2 separate regions of the Homo sapiens genome follow, and region 2 is linked to region 1. The links are chromatin loops, found by intact Hi-C in ENCODE. Cell type or tissue: ascending aorta. All regions are shown on one strand. Links, peaks and the distances in the headings refer to the core of each region. The heading gives the core; the rest is flanking DNA.

Evidence for each region. Hi-C counts contacts between places; a loop is a spot of excess contacts. Peaks named below come from ENCODE experiments on the same cell type or tissue, not always from the same donor. Only the 100,000 strongest peaks of a DNase experiment are listed, where the experiment ranks them.
Region 2: it touches region 1 in a loop (4-fold over the local background); 4 of 110 quality-filtered maps call a loop at or near these places.

What each region holds. Positions count from the first base shown.
Region 1 is chr18:61,632,040-61,642,732 of GRCh38, forward strand. No RefSeq gene overlaps it. Among named protein-coding and RNA genes, the nearest start is that of LINC01544, 110 kb to the right of the region's middle. RefSeq lists an enhancer at 3,872-3,921. In ascending aorta, for the core only: a CTCF peak has its summit at 3,952 (motif pointing right); a DNase peak (open chromatin) is centred at 3,972.
Region 2 is chr18:62,032,829-62,043,521 of GRCh38, forward strand. It overlaps PIGN (phosphatidylinositol glycan anchor biosynthesis class N), which reads right to left. Exons shown (of 31, transcript NM_176787.5): 31 at 8,336-10,693. Among named protein-coding and RNA genes, the nearest start is that of RNF152, 150 kb to the left of the region's middle. In ascending aorta, for the core only: a CTCF peak has its summit at 5,371; no DNase peak of the experiment used is centred there; H3K27ac peaks cover 840 bases.

The DNA of each region.
Region 1 (10,693 bases), core at 1,984-6,983:
ATAAATCCACTCTGATGATACACGCAATGCTTTAGGAAGTGTTAGTATCTCTTAGCTAAAAGTCCTCAGGCTCTCATATAGCTTCAATCTCCTCCAGCTTCTCTCCTGTGGACACTGCCTAGATGTCTGGGGGAGTAAGTGGCTGCTTGCTTTGCTGGCATTCATGGCTGAATTCTACAACTAGTGTAAACTATTATCTGGTCTTTCTTGGTTTGGGCACTGCTTGGGTGCCACATTCTGGCTTACCCCGACACCCCCCAAATTAACTCAATCCTCACTACTTTAGACCCCTCAGCCCCGGCCCATCCTCCACTCAGCCTGCCATCCTGGTGGTCCTCTGCTCCCAAAGACCTCCACCAATTCCAGCCTCAATCCTGAAATCCCTTCCACCCGCCAACGGCAGGCTCGGGGAAAGCCCCATGGCTCTCAGCTCAGCATCCATGCGATGTGGGATGTGCAGGCAGCCCAGGATCATTCCACCCTGGGCCTCTCTCTGTAGTGAGAGTACATTTGGCATGGCTGCCTCCCAGGTTGAGCTGTGCAGGTCTGAGAACTGATCCAGAGAGATTTTCAATATCCTAAGGAGTATCTTGGTTTAGAAGAGCCCTTCCTCTGCCCTTGGCTTTTTCCTTCCCCTCTACTTGAGCCAAAGACAAATAAAGCCCAAATCTGGGCACACACAACCCATTCTGGTCTACCTCCTTCTCCAAGACTGTTCACAATCCCCTTGGGCCAGAAGAGTCGACTTTCTCCCCTTCTATCACCTGGCGACACATCTCAAGCTTTCACTCTGATACCACGTCTACTCTCCCCAGCAGAACTATGTGAGCTGGGTTACCCAGGATTGGCCTTCCTATGTTAAGGTGTAGGGGGTGGGATGGAGTGGGAGATTAATTGGAAAAAATCTTAATTATCTTTCACACATCAGAATCTAAATGCTGTCTTGTCTTTCTCTGCATTCACACTGTAATTCACCAAATCCCCCAGTGCTGCACATCCCTTTTTCCAAGGCAAATTGGTCTGGGGCCAACTAGGTAAAAGGCGTGGCTCTCAGAAAGGTAAAATAAATGTGCATTAATACTTATCAAAACATTGTCCTTTACCTCATTAAAAGAAAAAACTTTTGACAAATTAAATTTAACAGAGTTTATTTGCGCAAAGAATGATTCGAGAATCGGGCAGCCTTCAGGACCCTTAGAAGTTCTGACAGCTGCTGTCCTTAAGCTGGGGCATTTATAGACAGAAAATGGAAGTGAGATACAGAATCCACTCAATTGGTTACAGCTCTGTGTTTGCCTTAACTGGGCATGATCTGTCTGATCAGTTGGCAGCCTGTGATTGGCTGAGACTCAGCTAGATGTTACAAAAAATATACTCCTAAATTAGGCTTTCAGTTTGCTTATGTACTAAGTTAAGTTGCAATTCATTATATAGGGACTCACGGTATAAGGGCAACCTCAGGCCAAATTTAGTTTAATTTAAATTATATACATACGCATTATTTGATGGTAGTATTTAGCAGTTAAGAATATTTAAAAACTCTAGCTAGTTTTGAGTACTCAAGTGTAAACCATAATGTATCATTTTTTTAGATTAAAAAGTGTATTTTGGCCAGGCACAGTGGCTCACTCCTGTAATCCCAGCACTTTAGGAGGCCAAGGAGGGTGGATCACCTGAGGTCAGGAGTTTGAGACCAGCCTGGCCAACATGGTGAAACCCCATCTCTATTAAAAATACAAAAAATTAGCGGAGCATGATGGCGGACGCCTTTAATCGCAGGTACTTGGGAGGCTGAGGCAGGAAAATCACTTGAACATGGAAGGCGGAGGTTGCAGTGAGCTGAGATTGCACCACTGCATTCCAGACTGGGCAACAAGAGCGAAACTCCATCTCAAAAAAAAAAAAAAAAAAAAAGTGCATTTTATTTTGCTAACAGCAGATGCTTTTGCATTGTGACAAAATATAGACACATATAAATGAGAGACATTTAATGGAAGAGTCCATGAGAGAGCTCAGGAACCAGACAGCCTGGATTCAAATACTGACTCTGCCAGTTCCCCTGGGTGAGTTACATATTCTCAGCCTTACTTTCCTTGTCTGTAAAATGGGAGAGAGAGTTTATAGGGTGCTTGTGACAAACAGGCAAAATAATACATACAAAATATATAGAACAGTGCCCTGCACATAGTAAAAACATGATAGTGTTCTCTGTTCATGTGTAATTACAATAATGTAATTACGATATAAATCTGACTCTCATACAGCTCTCAGTAAATATGGACTAAGTGCTGTGCTAAGGATTAAAAATTCAATATTAAGACAGACACAGTCCCTGCCCTTATGTGCTTATCAGAGCTGAAGATAAAGACCCTCTCTGGCTCATTGTACATAGACAAGATCAAGATGTTCTCTCTTAGGGAATTCCTCAGTTACCCAAGACTTTCTGGCTTCCCAGATGCCATTCAGGCCACCCAGTCTGAATTTCACCTCAGTTGGCATGTGTTTCTTTTGCCAACCCTATTTATTTATTTTTGAGATAGAGTCTTTCTCTGTTGCTCGGCTAGAGTGCAGTAGTATGATCATTGTTCACTACGCCATTGACCTCCTGGATTCAAGCAATTCTCCTGCCTCAGCCCCCCAAGTAGCTGGGACTGCAGGAGCATTCCACCATGTCCAGCTAATATTTTATTTTTTTGTAGAGATGGGTCTCACTGTGTTACCCAGGCTGGTCTTGAACTCCTGAGCTCAAGCAACGCTCCTGCCTCAGCCTCCCGAAGTGCTGGGATTACAGGCACAAGCCACCATGCCTGGCCTGCCAACCCTATTTAATCAATCGGCATTCTAGCTATTCACAACTGTTCATACATCCAGTCTTTGGTTCTGTTGGGGCTCAAAAAAACATTACCCCAAAGTATGGTGCTTTGGCACGCTGAGTACTTTGAACTAAAGGAGGAGATTGGAAGGCCTCAGACGTGGCCTCAGAAGCAGTCTCTCCTCTGATCTTCTCCTGTCTTCTTTCTCCCCCTGAAGCAAATCATAGAAACCAAAATCCCCCTTCTCCAAGGTGGGTTCTTGTTCCCTGAACATTGCTGTTATCCTGTTCTTTTTTCAGGGTGCCCAGATTTCATATTGTTCAAACACACATGCTCTATAATTTGTGCAGTTAACGCAATCATCACGGAGTCATGAGGCAACATACATCCTCCTCAGCTTATAAAATGACAGGATTAAGAGATTAAAATAAAGACAGGCATGGGAAATCACAAGGGTATTGATTGGGGAAGTGACAAGTGTCCATGAAATCTTCACGATTTATGTTCAGAGATTGCAGTAAAGACAGGCATAAGAAATTATAAAAGTATTAATTTGGGGAACTAATAAATGTCCATGAAATCTTCACAATCCACGTTCTTCTGCCATGGCTTCAGCCGGTCCCTCCGTTCGGGGTCCCTGACTTCCCGCAACAGTGGGTCATAAAGCTAAGATCCCTCTTCCCCAAAGCAAGCCATAAAGTCTGAAAAGGTCACTCTTTCCCTTCTTCCCTTTCTCTTTCCAGAAAGATTCTGCCCCATACGGGGGAGAAAGCCTACATAGAGAGGCCAAAAAGAGTCTGGACATACCTGGCTGGGTCCCCCTGCCTCGGTCTATCGCCATTAGATCACACCCCTTGTCCACTCACATTTTGACATAGTTGTCCACTCTTCATGGAACGTAAGCATACAAATAGATGGTTTTCTCTGGGTCTTTGGGTCTTCATTTGTGAAGGCTCTTGCGCTATGTAAAACTTTGATTCAAATAATTTGTTACACTTTCCTCTTGTTAACCTGTCTTTTCCTATAGGAGTGTCAGCTGTGCCCCTTATGATGGGTAAGAAAATGTATCACACCTTTCCACCCCTAGTTTTCTCCAGGTGTGTGGGCAGCCCTGGGGCTGCGTTCTTCCATCAAGAAAACACAAGGGGGCGGTAGTGGCACTTGGGCTTGACGGTGGTGGGACTTAAAATTGAGTCCTAGAAGAGAAAAATAAAAATGATAGAAGGCAAAGATGGAAGAAGAGAAGGAGCAAAGATGAAAGAAGAGAAGGAGCAAGGAAAAGAAGTGTGGTGTGAAAAGAGCCAAGAACACATTTTAATGTTTTTCCCAGAGCCGTACTCCCTCCCCAGCGTGAAACAGTGCAAAGCATGGAATTAATCCACTCCAGTGCATTGTGGGGAAGAAGGTTTGAAGTGAAGGGAGCAGGGAAAGGCCCTTGCAGGCTGAAGCCCTGTAGAAGAGGGCTGGGCTAAGCAGCCTCTGGGGAAGGGGGGCACTTAGGGCCCAGACCAGCTGGCCTGCTGTTTCTTTCCACAGGCCCCAGGGTGCAACCAGCTTCTCTCACCTTAAGAGATTTCCCTGGCTTCTGAGCCAGCTGTCCCCAGCTACCACGCCCCACCCAGCCCCAGGCAAACACACGGTACATTTTCTTCTCTGAGATTTACTACCAGGAAACAGATTAAAAGGCAACAAAAATAAGCAGAGGGTGAATTACCCAGGTTAAAGGCAATCTTGTGCAGCTCCTGTGGACAGACCTCTAGTTCTTATTTTCTTTTAAAAACTAGATTGGATTGAATGCTTTGTCTTTTTTCTGAGAGAGCTAAGGTGACCAAATGTCCAGGTTTGCCCAGGTGTGAGGAGATTCCTGGAATTCAGGACTTTGAGTGCTAACCCTGGGAGAGTCCTGGTCAACTGGGAAGAGTTGGTCATCGACAGAGAGCTCAAACAGGCCCCTCCTCACCTCCAGACCAAGCTTCTGAATGAAGCTTTGCGGAAATCTCTACCAGTCAGGGCTGAACCAAGCATGGGAGTTCCTATTGGTCTCAAGTGGGCAATTTTCATCTTCAAGACCTTTACCAGGGAACCACTGGGTAGGGGCTCCAGTCTCCCCAGATGCCACACGATGTGCATTCCCCTGTGCCTGTTTCCTTACCAAAGCAGGAAGAAGTAGGATGGGATTTCTGTCTGGGAGCTCCTCTGGCCATTTTTTAGGGAGTGGTTACTTTTCTCCAGATCAGGGGACTCTCCCGTCCCCCGCTCAAAAGCATTTTTATTTTATAAACAAAGTTAAGCAGAGTTCCTTGCTGCAGGCCCTCCACTATGGCAGTGTATGAACACCATGCATTTTCTAGAGGAGCAGACTGGTTGCAGCACCTCCCAAACTATTCAATCACTGAATTTCCTCCCTTTTCTTTAAGAAACCTGCGTTCTGAAGAGCACACATGCTCCTGGAACCTTTGTTTGATCCCACTTAAGCAGCTTTGGGACCTCCCCTAGTGCTACCCAGTGCTGTTTTCATAAAAGAATCAAGCAGAGGACTGAGGGCTTTTCACTGAGATGGACCCAGCGCCACTGGCCGTGCCAAGCGTGCGCAGCAGGTGTGCGTGTGTGTGCGCTTGCTGGCAGGCGGCCCTCTGCAGGCAGTTCTTTGCACCTCAAGCCAGGTTGCATATGCCATCTCTGCTGGCTTGGGGAGAGCTATTTAAAGTCTCTCTAAAGGCCAGTAAGCCTGCATGACTTCTCACACTTCCTAAAAATGCAGGGTCCGAATGGTGCAAATTCCAGCCAATACAGCTCTTGGGTCATCCCCTTGTGTGCCAGCATATGTAGGACTCACATCAAGTTACTGTAAACAGATGGCATGTTTGTTACAGTCTTGCTTAAATGTACCAGTATATATGCACATTTTGTTTGCTAGTAGCTTGGAAGACTTGAGTTGATTAATTAAAAGCAACACATACTTAATAGTTGTGTTTTTTTCAAATGATACATTTGGTTTTTGTAATTTTTTTAAATGGAAAAAAAAAAACCCAACAAGGCCTGATTTATATACTGAAAAGAGGTTCTTTCCCAGTAAATTAGGAAAAGTAGTTTGCATTCCTGAACTTATTTATTTTCCCCTGTAGCTAATGTTGCTTGTTATTCTAAACTGAGTGGGGATGCTAAGAAAGAAAAAGCATTGCCCTCCTGTAGAGCATGTGTCACCTGTAAATTTCCATGAGACAGTGGTGCCTCTAATCTCTGAATTCAATTCCACCAGAGCAAATTGACTTTCACCGAGGTGACTTTGAAGCCAAGTCATTTTGCAGGTTCAAGAAGTAAACTCTGCCAGCCACACCACTGAGCCCACTGGCCAGGGTGCCGCCTGCAAAGCCCCACCTTCCACCACACCCTCCCTTCAGTACTGGTTCCACTGAGCTAGTCACCAAAACAAAACAAGTTGTTTAATTAAAAGATTTCCAGCTCCTTATTTCCCAAGTGCAACAGAATGGGAAAGTGTCCCTGCTGTAATGTAAATAATGGAAATCAGTCTTCTACACATCCTGGTGAGGGAAATTTCTCGTAGAAGAGTTGCCAGCCTTTCCAATACAGCACTTTGGGCTGAAACTCACACATATGTGCTATTGAAGTTGAATTCTGGCAAGTGCTATTCCTGGTATTTATTTGAAAGAAGCCAAGTACTTAAATGGAGTTAAAACAAAACGGGCTTTTTACTCTCTTCCCTGCAACCTGCAACCCTTGGCTTCCTCTTCTCTGAGTTTTGTTTGGATTTTTAAAAATTGACTACACCCCTTAAGAAATACCCCCCTCCGGAGTCAACTGGTCTCCAGTTGGCACTGGAAATGCTGAAATATCAAAAAGATGGTTGAAACTGTCTAAAGGGCAGCTTCCTGAGAAAAAATTAACCTTCCTTGGATTCCTCTCCAGGTTTTAGGCCAATTGAGGTCATCTTTGAAAGAACAACCTGTCCACCCTTTCCACCTGCAAAAGAGGGTGGTCCCTACCAACAGCTCACATGACTGACTATGGCAGCCACACTCAGGGCCTGGCACTTGCTGGGCCCAGAGAAAGTTGATTGGGGTTAAGATGGCCTGAGCGGTTTCAAGTCAGAGTGTGAGGCAGCTAGGAGGGGCCTCGGAGAAGACCAATTCCCACACTTTCCTCAAGAAGAAGCAGAGGCCTGAGGCCATGCATCTAGCCAGTTGTGGGAAGGGGAGGAAAGGGGATGCTTACACCTGTCAATTCATCTTTGGACCACCAAACCTTCCCCACCTCCACGTCAGCCAAGCTTGGGTCTCTTTCATGGAGCCAGGGAGGGGCAGTGGGAAGGAGACCTAAGGGCTAAAAAGACAAACTGGTCTTCCAAATATCAACCTGCCGTGTGGGATGAGGAGAGGCAGAAACAGGCATGATTGTAGGCTTGAGGAATGTGTTTTCCCTGCCTTCTCACCTTCCTTCTCATTTTATTTTTCCTTTTGGACTTCATGTGCAAACGTTCAAATTAATCATACTCCTTGGATCGTGGTCCTTTGTCATCTTGGTCTTCTCAATGCCTCCTCTTGCTTAGTTTTATTTATTTTTAATTTATTATTATTTTGCTTAAGCATACTCTGAGATATTTTTAATTATATATATATTTTATATATATATAATATATATATAATGAGACGGGGTCTCACTCTGTCACCCAGGCTGAAGTAGTGGTACAATTATAGCTCATTGCAGCCTCAAACTCCTGGACTCAAGCAATGCTCCTCTCTCAGCCTCCCAAAGTGCTGAGATTATAGGTGTGAGCCACCGTGTCTGGCTGCTTTATTTTGTTAATGGAAAAATCAAACCCTGTAAAATATTTTAACAAGGTTTATTCTGATCCAGTCTGAGTGACCATAGCCTAGGGAAACACAGTCTCAAGGAGTCCTGAGAAAGTGTGCCCAAGGTGGTTAGATTACAGTTTGGTTTTGTACATTTCAGGGAGGCAGGAGTTACAGGCAAAGACATAAATCAATATAGGGAAGGTACCCATTGGTTTTGCCCCAAAAGGCAGGATATCTCAAAGCAGGGGGCTTACAAGTCATAGGTGAATTCTGATATTCAGATATCCTTTAATTGGCAATCAGTTAAAGGAACAAAAGTTTGTCTAAAAACTTGGAGTTAACAGAAAGGGATGTTTAAGTTAAAATAATGATGTCAGAGCCAGCCACAATATGACCTGTTTAGCAACACCAGTGGCCTTCGGGCATAATTTAACTTGTGCCTTGCCTGGTCCTAGGTCTTGTTTATGATTTGGTATCTTACAGCCACAAAGAGTCTGTTTTTATCAGCCTTATGATCTCTATTCTAACATTAATGCTGGTTGGTTGTTGTGCCTAAACTCAAAAAGGGATAATGAGGCGTGCCCAAGCTCCCTTTCCATCATGGCTGGGAACTCAGTTTTTGAGGATTCTCTGGAGTCCCCTTGGCCAAGAGGGGGTAGGTTCAGTTGTTGGGGGGCTTAGGATTATATTTTTAGTTTACAGTTTATTTTTTTAAGTCTCCAAATACTACTTACTTCACTAGAGGCAACCATTCTAATCTGTTTAATGTGTATCTTTTTATTTTTATGTGTTCTTGCAAAATAATATTATTGCATGATATCTATGGATATATATATATACACACACACATATATGTAGCATATACATGCTAGAAATAAAATATTTAAAATATAAAATAAAATATTGATGCTATAAATTAAAAGTTTGAGCTCTTTATTTTCCAAAAATTATTGACACCCAAGAAGTTAAAAAAAATAGTATAGAGAAGCACATGAAAAAAAGCTCAGCATCAGTAGTCATTAGATAATGCAAACTGAAACCACATGAGATACCACTTCATACCCACGACAATGGCCATTATCTAAAAAAAAAAGAAGTGTTGACAAGGATGTGGAGAAATTGGAAACCTCATACATTCCTGGTGGGGATATAATCACCTTGAGCTCCTTATCCCAAAGCCTCTAGGTCCACCTGTGGCTGAGATCAGCCACTAAGTATCAGCTGGTTCCCCAAGGCATCTTTGGACTAGATTTGCAGGTGCCACCTTCAACCAAGCCAGTGGTTTCCCTCCTGCCCACATGCCTGGGGTCTAGTAAGTACTAAAACCAACTCAGGAAATTATACATTGCTGGTGGAGGTATAGCCATTATCACTGCGGAAAAACAGTTTGATGGTTCCTCAAGAAGTTAAACATAGAATTGTCATATGATCAAGCAGCTCTACTCCCAGGTATATACCCAAAAGAATTGAAAAGAGGGACTCAAATAGATACTTGTACGCCAATGTTCATATCAGCATTCTTCACAATAGACAAAAGGTTGGAACATCCAAGCATTCATCAACTGATGAATGTTTTTTAAAAGTGTGGTATATAGTTAAATATTAATATTTTATATTTTAAAATAAATGTGGATATTATTCATCCATAAAAAGGAATGAAATTCCAATCCATGCTACAACATGGGTGAACTCTGAAGACATTATGCCAAACGAAATAAGCTGGATTAAAAAGGACAAATATTGCATGATTTCACTTATCTGAAGTACCTAGAAGAGTCAAGGTCACAGAGACAAAAAGTAGAATAGTGGTTACAGGGGGCTAGAGGATGGAGAACAGGGAATTACTGTCTAATGGGTACAGAGGCTTAGTTTGGGATGATGAAAACATTCTAGAAATGAATGGTGGTGGTTGTAGCACAATGTGAATATAATTAATACCACTGAACTGAACAGGTAAAAATGTTTAAAATGGTAAGTTCTATGTTATGCATATTTTACCACATACAAAAAAAATCTAGAAAAATATCACACGTAGAGGTCCCCTACAAGCCAGGTCCCCTACAATCCAGGTCCCCTGGTTTCCTCCAGTGTTACATAACTACTTTTTTAATACCAAAATCAGGAAATTGACATTAGCATAAAACAGTTACCTGGACTATGGATCTTAGCCAGGTTTTATCAGCTCTGTGCATGCGCTCACTTTTTTATGTGTGTTTATATCTTGATGTATACTTCTATGACACTTTATCACATATACAAATTTGTATAACTGACACTTCAATCAAGATATATGTCTATATTTTTAATTTATCTAAAAGTTATTGTGTTATACATCTCATTCTTTTTCTTGCTTGCTAAAAAAAAAACCTAACCACTAAGCCGGAAGTGGAGGCACATGCCTGTAATCCCAGCGACTCAGAAGGCTGAGGCAGGAGAATCGCTTGAACCCGGGAGGCAGAGGTTGCAGTGAGCCGAGATAGTGCCATTGCACTCCAGCCTGGGCAACAAGAGCAAAGCTCCGTCTCAAAACAAACAAAACAAACAAACAGACAAAAAACCTAATCACTATACTCTTAAGATCTATGTTCTTAGGTATGTACCTAATTCATTGCATAATGTGATCATGTAGCATCACATCTAACTCTCATCTCTCCCAGTAGACATCTAAGTTGCCTCAAATTCCCTACCACAAAAAATAATAAGGTTGCAATAAACATCCTCGGGCAAGTGTCATGATGGTGCTGTGTGAGAATTTCTCTGGGTACCTTCCTAGACGCTGAATTGCTGGGACATTACATTTTTCATTTAATCAAGGTCTGCCAGGTTGCTATCCAAAAAATGGTGGCTCCAGTCTACACTCCTGCCCACTAGCAGAACATGAGTGTTTCTCTGTCCTCACACTCTAACCAACAATTGGCATTAACAGCTTTCTAGTTTTTGCAACCCCTATAGAGGAAAGTGTCGTTTTAATTTGCATTCCTCTGATTGCTAGTGGTTTTGATTATCTTGATGGGTTTAGGACATGCTAGCCCAAAATATGGCGCCTTGGCATTTGAGAAAACAGCA
Region 2 (10,693 bases), core at 3,258-8,257, 400 kb after region 1:
CTGGCACATTGTAAGGACTACACAAGAGTTCATGAAAATTTTGTTAAAAGCCACAGTGAGAAATCACACTAAATGCTGAAGAGATACAAACACATTCAATGTATGCATATCAATTAAAGGTTTTGGTCACAAGTAACAGAGATGCAGACAAAAGTTTTTAGGATACAAATGGCTTGTAGAGTAACTAGGCAGGCTTAACAAATGGTTGGGGACCAAGGGAAGCTGGGCCACAGAGGACGCAGCCAAGGGGACCTGCAAGGAACATCATTGCAGTTTCCTTGGATGCCATAGCTAGTGTCTGCCCCAGCTGGGCTGCTAAGAACCACTATATGGGGCCACCTTCAGCTTCTATAGTGGGAGGCAGAGCACTGCATCCCCCCAAGACCCCTTTAATAGAAATCCACGCAAATAAGAAGGTAGAACGCTGACAATCAAAATAACACCTCCACAGTATGGCTTGTCTACATAAAATCACTGGATTTGTAAAGTTGGATTGAGAGGAAAGCATACCGATAAGAGGCTGCCTCATACTGAACTGTATGAAATAAAAAAACTGCACCACTTCCTGGCTGTTTGACTTGGGTGAGTTAACCTGAATCTTAGTTTCCTTTGATAAACGTGACTGATAGTAGATTATATCTGTTACTTCTTCTAAAGTGTTTAGTTCAGTGCCTTACACATGCTGATGGTTCATTAAGCACGAATGCCTACAAACATGTGATCAATGGAATTAAATCTTTTACTTCTGAATATAAATTGAGTTCTGTATTTCATTGTAGAACTATGCTTATTTGAACTCTTCCCTCAAGCCCCTTCTCAATTGCTGGCCTTCTTGGCACATCAGTTTTCCTGAGCTTTCTCTCTCGGAGTCTCTGAGTACTTGTTGCACGTATTGCTCGTAAGGCAAATATCACATGCTGCCTTTATTCACCAGCTGTATCATCTATACCCATACTTTAAGTATGCAGTGCACTAAGAAGCTAATGTTCTTATTCAGAGGTGAAGCCTGTAAACAAATTTAATACAATTTAATGTTTCAATCTAATCTAAGTCATAAGTGCATTGAGACCAATAAACATGTCATGGGGCAGGCAGTATTATCACAGTATTACAGATGAATCAGTTGAGACTCAGAGGGGTTTGTCTAAGGTCACACAACTAATAAGAAGCAGAGCCCAGATGGGTCTGTGTGATTCTAGAGTGCATAAATTCTGCCTCCTAAACTGCATTATCAGTTTCTTGAGGGCAAGAATTAGGTTGAATATGCCTTTGTGTTTCCCTTATAACCTGGTAAAGTCTTGAAAGAGGCAGGGCTCTAGCTTTGAGGACCAATAGATAAAATAGCAAACATTTTAAAACCATACAACCCATTGGTGAATGGCTAGAAAGCCAATGTGTTCCTTGTTTTGTTCTGTTTTCTGAATCTAATAAGTGAGACGTGGTCTCACTATGTTGCCCAGGCTGTCCTTGAACTCCTGGACTTAAGCAATCCTCTTGCCTCAGCCTCCTGTGTTGGAGCTCCCACACAGAGTCTCCACTGGTGTACTGCCTAGTGGAGCTGTAAGAGGCCACTGTCCTCCAGACCCCAGAATGGTAGATCCACCAACAGCTTGCACCGTGCACCTGAAAAAGCCACAGACACTCAATGCCAGCCCATGAAAGCAGACAGGACTGGGGCTGTACCCTGCAAAACCACAGGGGTGGAGCTGCCCAAGGCCGTGGGAGCCTAACTCTTGCATCAGTGTGACCTGGATGTGAGACATGGAGTCAAAGGAGATTATTTTGAAGCTTTAAGATTTAATTGCTGCCTTCTTGGATTCTGGACTTGCATGGGGCCTGTAGCTCCTTCGTTTTGGCCAACTTCTCCCATTTGAAACAGGTGTATTTACCCAATATCTGTACCCCTACTGTATTTAGGAAGTAATTTTGATTTTACAGGCTCATGTAAAGGAAGGGGACTTGCCTTGTCTCAGATGAGACTTTGGACTGTGGACTTCTGAGTTAATACTGAAATGAATTAAGACTTTGGGGGACTGTTGGGATGGCATGATTGGTTTTGAAATGTGAGGACATAAGATTTGGGAGGGGCCGGGGGAGAATGCTATGGTTTGGCTCTGTGTCCCCACCCAAACCACCTTGAATTGTAATAATCCCCACTTGTCATGGGAGGGACCTTGTGGGAGGTAATTAAACCATGGGGGTGGGTTTCTCCTGTGCTGTTCTCATGATAGTGAATAAATCTCATGAGATCTGATGGTTTTATAAAGGGGAGCTCCCCTGCACATGCTTTTTTTGCCTGCCACCATGTGAGACATGACTTTGCTCCTCATTCACCTTCCACCATGATTGTGAGGCCTCCCCAGCCATGTGGAACTGTAAGTCCATTAAATCTCTCTCCTTTTGTAAATTACCCAGTCTTGGGTATGTCTTTATTAGCAGAATGAGAACGAACTGATACAAAAATGCACCCCAAAGAAAAGCAATGGCAAATTAATCTACTGATTTTTGTATAGTTATATGTAAAGTTCAACTAAGACCTTGAACCAATGCCTTGATTATGGCCATCTCTGAACAAAACATTGTAACTCAATATCATAATGTTTAAATTCCCGCAGCTGTGGAGTTCCCCTGGGAAACCAGACAGTTCAATCTTGTTTTTTCAGAAGGCCTTATTTAAGAAACCTAACTTATTACTTTTTTATCTTTTTTTTATTGTACTTTAAGTTCTAGGGTACATGTGCACAACCTGCAGGTTTGTTACATATGTATACATGTGCCATGTTGGTGTGCTGCACCCATTAACTCATCATTTACATTAGGTATATCTCCTAATGCTATCCCTCCCCCTTCCCCCCACCCCACAACAGGCCCCGGTGTGTGATGTTCCCCATCCTGTGTCCAAGTGTTCTCATTGTTCGATTCCCACCTATGAGTGAGAACATGCGGTGTTTGAAAACCTATTTTTAACAAGTACTTATATTTCTAATTTCATCAAGTATGTCAGGAACATAATCAGATTTAGAGTGCTTAACCAAAAAAGGCTTTACTTTTCTCATGTATCCAGAAGCTGGAGGTGAGCTTTTCTAGGGTGGTATGGTGAGCAGCTAAGGGATTCTACCATGGACTCAGTCATCATCCATCTTCCAGCTAAGCCTTCCTTTCCAGGTAGTTTCATTTTCAAATGCATTATTCCTAGGTTGCAAAACTGCTCCACCTCCAGCAGCATGCCTACATTTCAGATACAGGAGGAAAAGGCAACAGGCAGGAAGGAACATCAGCTCCACTGAGGTTTCCAGAAGCTCTACCCAGAGACTTCTGTGTGTACATAATTGGCAAGAGCTGCACTGCATTGGCATGCATCATTGCAAGGGAAGATGAGTTTTTTTTCTTTTTTTTTCTTTTTAATTGTTGTTGTTGTTTTTTAAATCCCAGTATACTTTTTTTTTTAAAGATTTTTTTAGAGATGTGGTCTCACTATGTTGCCCAGGCTGTCCTTGAACTCCTGGGCTTAAGCAATCCTCTTGCCTCAGCCTCCTGAGTAGCTGGGACTATAGGTGTATGCCACCCTGCCTGGCTCTGGGCATATTTCTGACAAACAAATCAAGGTTCTGATGGTAAAAAAGGAGAGTGGATACTGGGTAGGTAACTAGCAATGCTTGCCACAAGTAAAACACATGTGAACCGTGGATTATGTTGTTTTTCCTCTGGATATTTTAGTACTTGAATTTCTTACATAACAAATTGTTTATGGAGCAAGGAAACTATGGAGAGATCCTAAACTAGGGGCTACAAAGCTGTCCACAGGGCTGGTTTCATTCCACTGGTTCTCAATGGCCATATTATGCCCTTCTTTTTTGTCAACTGCTAGTTAGGACATTGCATTTCAGGAGGAGCATATTACTGCCATAGGCCCTGAAAGAATCCTTATCTTAGCAGATGCTAACTGGTATGTTAACCTGCCATCATGTCTGGCCACTCAGCATTCAACTGCCCATAACTTTCATTGCTGGTCTTCCTTGACCTGGGACACGTGAGGGATTTGAGGTCAACCAGCTGGTGCAGAGGAAGCACTCAGTAAATATGATCTGCCAGTTTCATTATTATTACCTCCTCAATTACAACACAAGCTCTTCAAGGGCAGGACTGATGTCTTATACTTTGTATCCCCACTCTGCTTGACTAGGAGAGGATATTGAATTATCTGCTGATTAATGCAATGTCTTACTTTAACTCATGCCACTGACCTGCACATTAAGGCTACTGCTGTCATCATCTATGTAATTCCACTCATGTGACCTAAGCAAAGGATAAATGTATTTTGTTTCCAAGTGTTATCGTCTGTGTGGACTATTTTTCTGGCATCCCCAAGGAAGCAGTTGTATACCCCTAAGGGAGTCTGGTGATTAAAAGTTTTCGCTTTAGACTTAGACTGAAATTAGCTCTGAGTTGACTAGCAAATCAACTTGCCAAAGGGAGGACTCTGGAACATTCATTTAGTCTCTTGGAACTTCAGTTTTCTTATCTGGAAAATAAGGCTGATATCTACCTTGGTTGGTGTTGTATGGGCCATGGCCGGGCCTGTCCACATGAAAGCCCCTCAGTGGGCATGGGTGGAACAGCCCAGGGCCCCATCGTGCAGACAAAGCAGGGACGTAAAGGCCTAGTGAAGCTGGCCCTCCTGAGCAGCACAACCACTGCCTCTTACGGTGATGTAAGTTGTTTGGGAATGCTGCCATGGCTGTGAGCACTGAGGGCAGCGGGTCCATGCTCTGTGTTCCTCTGCTCTACTGGGCAAATCGTTCTCCTCGGGCTTCTAAGAGCCCTAATCTTTGGTGGAGGCACGGTGAGCTGGAGAGACCTTTGAGGGGAGGGCAAAACCACCTATATATTTTTCTCTCGTTACTATCTTTCCAGTGTTTGTTGCTTTTGCTGAAGAAAAACCAAACTTGAGTAGAGCCTAAGACATCCTTCTTGACAGCCTGGAACCCAGACCAGGCTCGCTGAGGTCTGGCCTAGCACTAGTGGTTGCAATAACTCAATTATGTGAGATCATGAGTGTAAAGCCCCTGGCACAGGGCTTGGCATATGGCAGGCTCTCCATTGGGATTATTTGTGCTATTGTTTCTCCAGTAGCACCTATGAGAAAATTTGTATTTTGTTTTGGAGGAATGAACATGTAAGAGTTCTTTGCAGTTCCTGGAGATTGAGGCTATGCAAAGCTAAGATTTTTAATTCCTGTTTTTACTACATAATACCAAAACAGGGCACTTGAACATTTTGTAGTATTAGGCATGAAAGCAGCACTGTGAATCGGAGGGATAAAGTCTGAATCAGTTTTCATGGAACCATTCTGCCCCCTAAATTCCAACTTAGCAGAAGATAAAAACCAGGAACAAAAATAAACATTTTAAGTGGAGCTTCGGATTTCTCGTAATCCACCGTGTTCTTAGAGAGATCAGTGAATTCAATCCCCCTCCGTGTTTTTTTTTTTTTTTTTTTTGAAAAGATTACTTACTGGGAGGTTACTAGAATATTTCACTTAATTGAACTTGGCCAAAAACAGCTCTGAAACTTCACATGTTAGAAACTTTCTCTCAGTTGCAGCTTGAAAATCTTGCAAAGAACTTAGACTGGTCTTGTGTGGGTTGGATGTGCACCCCTAAACTAGTCAAATGTGGTGAGAAGGGTCATAAAAAATTTTTGGCTCCTGCCAGAAACAGAAGGTTAGCAATGCAGGCACAGTTATCTCAAGAGGAAATGCTGAGCAAAGGCACAGCTGACCACTACACACTCATGTGAGATTTATGTGGAACATAATAATTGGCTGGGCACAGTGGCTCGTGCCTCTGATCCCAATACTTTGGGAGACCAAGGGGCAGATTGCATGAGCCCAGGAATTCAAGACCATCCTGGGCAGCATGGCAGGACCCTGTCTCTACAAAAACAAAATATTTAAAAATTAGCCCGTGGTTCCAGCTATTCAGGAGGCTGAGGTAAGAGGGCTGTTTGAACCCAGGAAGTCAAGGAAGCAGTGAGCCATCATTGTACCACTGCACTACAGCTTGCACGACACAGTGAGACCCTGTCTCAAAATAATAATAATAATAATAATAATAATAATAATAATAATAATAGCTACAATAATTGATTGAAAGTAATTCAGGAAGAAAAATGTTATACACATTGGGCTCTAACATGGCTCAGAGAGGAGTTACAGGAGTGAAAGAGCAGAGAGAGAACTAGGGAGAAATAACGAAAACAGAAAAAAACCAGTGAACCACCCCTTCAATCCTCTGCTTCTCTGTTATTACACTTCTAATGCATTTATGTAAAATTATGTGTATAGAGTAAAAATTTTAAAAACATAAAATTACAATTTTAAATAATCTTGTTATTTTACAATAGTTTTATAGAAAATTTGCAAAATTAATACAGAGGGTTCCAACACACTCCCTCACCCAGTTTCTCTTATTATTAATACCTAATGATTACTAATTACTAAAAACTACTAAGGCACAGTTTTCACATTTAATGAACAAATATTGACATTTTATTAACTACATTCCATACTTTATTCAGATTTCCTTAGTTTTTACCTGATGTCCTTTTCTGTTTCAGGGCCCCATCCAGGATGCCGCACCCCATGTTTAGGGCCCCATCCAGGGTGCCGCATCTCATGTTTAGGGCCCCATCCAGGGTGCCGCACCCCATGTTTAGGGTCCATCCAGGGTGCCGCACCCCATGTTTAGGGTCCATCCAGGGTGCCGCACCCCATGTTTAGGGCCCCATCCAGAGTGCCGCACCCCATGATTAGGGCCCATTCAGGGTGCCGCACCCCATGTTTAGGGCCCATCCAGGGTGCCGCACCCCATGTTTAGGGCCCCATCCAGGGTGCCGCACATCATGTTTAGGGCCCCATCCAGGGTGCCGCACCCCATGTTTAGGGCCCATCCAGAGTGCCGCACCCCATGTTTAGGGCCCCATCGACGATGCCGCACCCCATGTTTAGGGCCCCTTCCAGGGTGCCGCACCCCATGTTTAGGGCCCAGCCAGGGTGCCGCAACTCATGTTTAGGGCCCCTTCCAGGGTGCCGCACCCCATGTTTAGGGCCCCATCCAGGGTGCCGCACATCATGTTTAGGGCCCCATCCAGGGTGCCGCACCCCATGTTTAGGGCCCCATCCAGGGTGCCGCACCCCATGTTTAGGGCCCCATCCAGAGTGCCGCACCCCATGTTTAGGGCCCCATCGACGATGCCGCACCCCATGTTTAGGGCCCCTTCCAGGGTGCCGCACCCCATGTTTAGGGCCCAGCCAGGGTGCCGCAACTCATGTTTAGGGCCCCTTCCAGGGTGCCGCACCCCATGTTTAGGGCCCCATCCAGGGTGCCGCACATCATGTTTAGGGCCCCATCCAGGGTGCCGCACCCCATGTTTAGGGCCCCATCCAGGGTGCCGCACCGCATGTTTAGGGCCCATCCAGGGTGCCGCACCCCATGCAGTGGTCATGTCTCTACAGGCTTCTCTTGGCTTTGACAGTTTCTCAGCCTTTTCTCGTTTTTGATGACCTTGGTAGTTTTGAAAAGTACTCACTGGGTATTTTGCCAAATGTTCCTATATTGATATTTGTCTGTTTTTCTCATGATTAGACTGGGTTTATGAGCACTGGGGAGGAAGTCCGTGTAGCTAAAGTGCCATTCTCATCATGTATCCAGGGTACATACTGTCAGCTTATCACTGTTGATGTTCACATAGATCACCTGGCTATGCTATGAGCAGTTTTTAATAAAATAAAACCAATCACAATAGCATGAGAGATAGGACATGATAAGCAAACATGTATCAGGCAAATCAGGATTTAATTGTATGGTTTCTAACTTTAAGAATATTACTTCTCATCAGCAAGGAGAGGAGCTTTTAAAATGTTGACAGACGATTTCTAGAATTTCAAGTAATACAGGGATATTCGAGGTAACAGTTTATGTCTGTAAGATTGACAATTACCTGTGTTGGTCCCTTCGTTAATCACATTAGTCAAATTCACTGAACATTATCTGCTTAAAGTAAAAACAACTTTAAAAAATTCATGGAATCACTGATGTTTGATGCAATTGGTATTTGATACCAGTCAAGCTAATTAAATTCTTCTGTAAAAAGAATTTATCTTTTCATGAGTTTACCCAAGAGTAATAATAATTTTAGATTTTAGCCCTTTGAGGCCAATTAAAGGAAATTTTGATAACTGATGTTTTCTTTTCATAGTTTTTTTAAATAACAAAGCATTATAAAAATTTAACTACTAATCACTTTCTACACTGTCAAATCATAAGAAAACAAGTTGAAATTTGGTGCAAATTTATTTTTCAGGTAAAAGATATAAAACATAAGGTATGAAGGCTTAGTCTATACTCTAGCAGGGCTAGACAATGAGCCATGATGAACCGAATGCAATCTGGTACCACTGGCCTTTCCCACATGAAAGACTAAATGATGACAGGTGTAATATATACAGAGGCAGGAAAAATTGCAGGAAATTGTAAAGTTTTCTCACATTAAGGGTTAAAGTAAAAATGGTATTCCAGTTCTCAGGGAAAAAAATTCAATCAACATACAACACCCTATTTTCAAAACTATGACAAATTAAGGTTTTAGTGCAAAATTATATGGAGACATTTCTTTTTGAGGCAGAGTCTCACTTTGTCGCCCAGAGTGGCACCATCTCGGCTCATTGCAAATTCCACCTCCCAGGTTCAAGCAATTCTCATGCCTCAGGCTCCTGAGTAGCAAGGATTACAGGAGCCTACCACCCCGCCGGGTGTGTGTGTGTGTGTGTGTGTGTGTGTGTGTGTGTGTGTGTGTGTGTGTGTGTGTGTGTGTGTGTTTAGTAGAGATGGGGTTTTGCCATCTTGGCCAGACTGGTCTCGAACTCCTGACCTCAAGTGATCCACCCACCTCGGCCTCCCAAAGTGCTGGAATTACAGGGGTGAGCCACCAAGCCCGGCTTTGGAAACATTTCTTATGTTTACCAATCAGGAAGAAAACTCTAAGACAGGGTCTGCTGTCAAGCTAGTGGAAACTTTTGGCATAATGCTATCTTCCTCCCTTCACAACGTACATCACAAGTTAAATTCCCTTAGAACTAATGTAAATATACCTATTTAAGGTGGTTTGACTAGATGTTTCTCAAATATATTTAATTAAGAAACTCTTTTCAGCTGGGTGAGGCAGCTCACGCCTGTAATCCCAGCACTTTGGGAGGCCGAGGCGGGTGAACTGCTTGAGGTCAGGAGTTCAAGATGAGCCTGACAAACATGGTGAAACCTTGTCAGTACTAAAAATATGAAAATTAGCCAGACGTGGTGGTGGGCACCTGTAATCCCAGCTACTCAGGAGGCTGAGGCAGAAGAATCGCTTGAACCAGGGAGGCGGAGCTTGCAGTGAGCTGACATTGCGCCACTGCATTCCAGCCTTGGCGAGAGAGCCAGAGTCTGTCTTGAAAAAAAAAGAAAGAAAGAAAAAAGAAACTATTTTTATTATGACATTTATTTGTATTACAAGGAACCAATGTTCTAAGGGACAATCTCTGATAAATGCTGCTGTGTGGCAAATAAATGCTGCAGTTCTGAAGGTAGAAAGTTGAGCAGTAACTGTAACCCGTTTTAAGTGTACCCAAGGAAATGAATAAGAGACACATCTCAAAGGTTCTTTTTGTTTCTTTATAGAATGAATATTAAGTACTTTTCATGAGTTTACCCAAGAGTAATAATAATTCTAGATTTTAGCCCTGTGAGGCCAATTAAAGATAATTTTGATTATTAATGTTTCCTTCTCATTTTTTTTTTAAATAACAAAGCATCATAAAGAAATCCCAGTCAAAAAAAAATGCTGCTGCCTGGAAAACATAGTGAAACCCTGTCTCCATCAAAAAATATTTTAAAATTAGCTAGGTGTGGGGGCATGTGCCTGTAGTCTCAGCTACTCAGGAGGCTGAGGTGGCAGGATCACTTGAGCCCAGGAGGCAGAGGTTGCAGTGAGCTGAGATGGTGCCACTGCATTCTAGCCTGAACAAGAGTGAGACCCTGTCTCAAAACAAAAACGAAAAAAAAAAAAACAAAAAACCATGCTTATACAGAAATGGGAAAATGCTACAAAGATATTGCCATAGTACTGAAAGCACACAGCATAACAATCATTAATGCTTTGAAGCATTTTAAAAACAGTAAGGGGAATGTCAACATAAAAAAGAACAACTACGAAAAGGTGAGAAATGATCAAGTTATCTCTGGTCTCTTAAAAGAAGGAGTTCTCAGAACTGGTCTGAAGGGGGTCTTCTCCAAATGACAGAGTTGATTAGCTCCATTCTCTTCAGCCCCCTGACATGATGGCATCTAGTGTGAATATGGGAGCTCACCAGGTTCTCCCAAGGACAGGGTGGCCCTGCAACAGCTACGCCTGTCCTAGAGACCATACCCACGCAATCTCCTTCATTCCCTCTAGGCCAGCTTCATCAGAAATCATGTTTTTAATGGCACAGTTATATGTCAAAAAGGAGGAGAAAAGGAGCCCCTAGTCCACCAAAACAAGTGTAAAAAGGTCGCAGGAGGGGAGGAGGATTGACACTGATGTTCTTAATATCTGAGTTGGCTGAAATTTGTAATAAGTTTTTCATGAGAAACCATATTATAATGGATGAAGA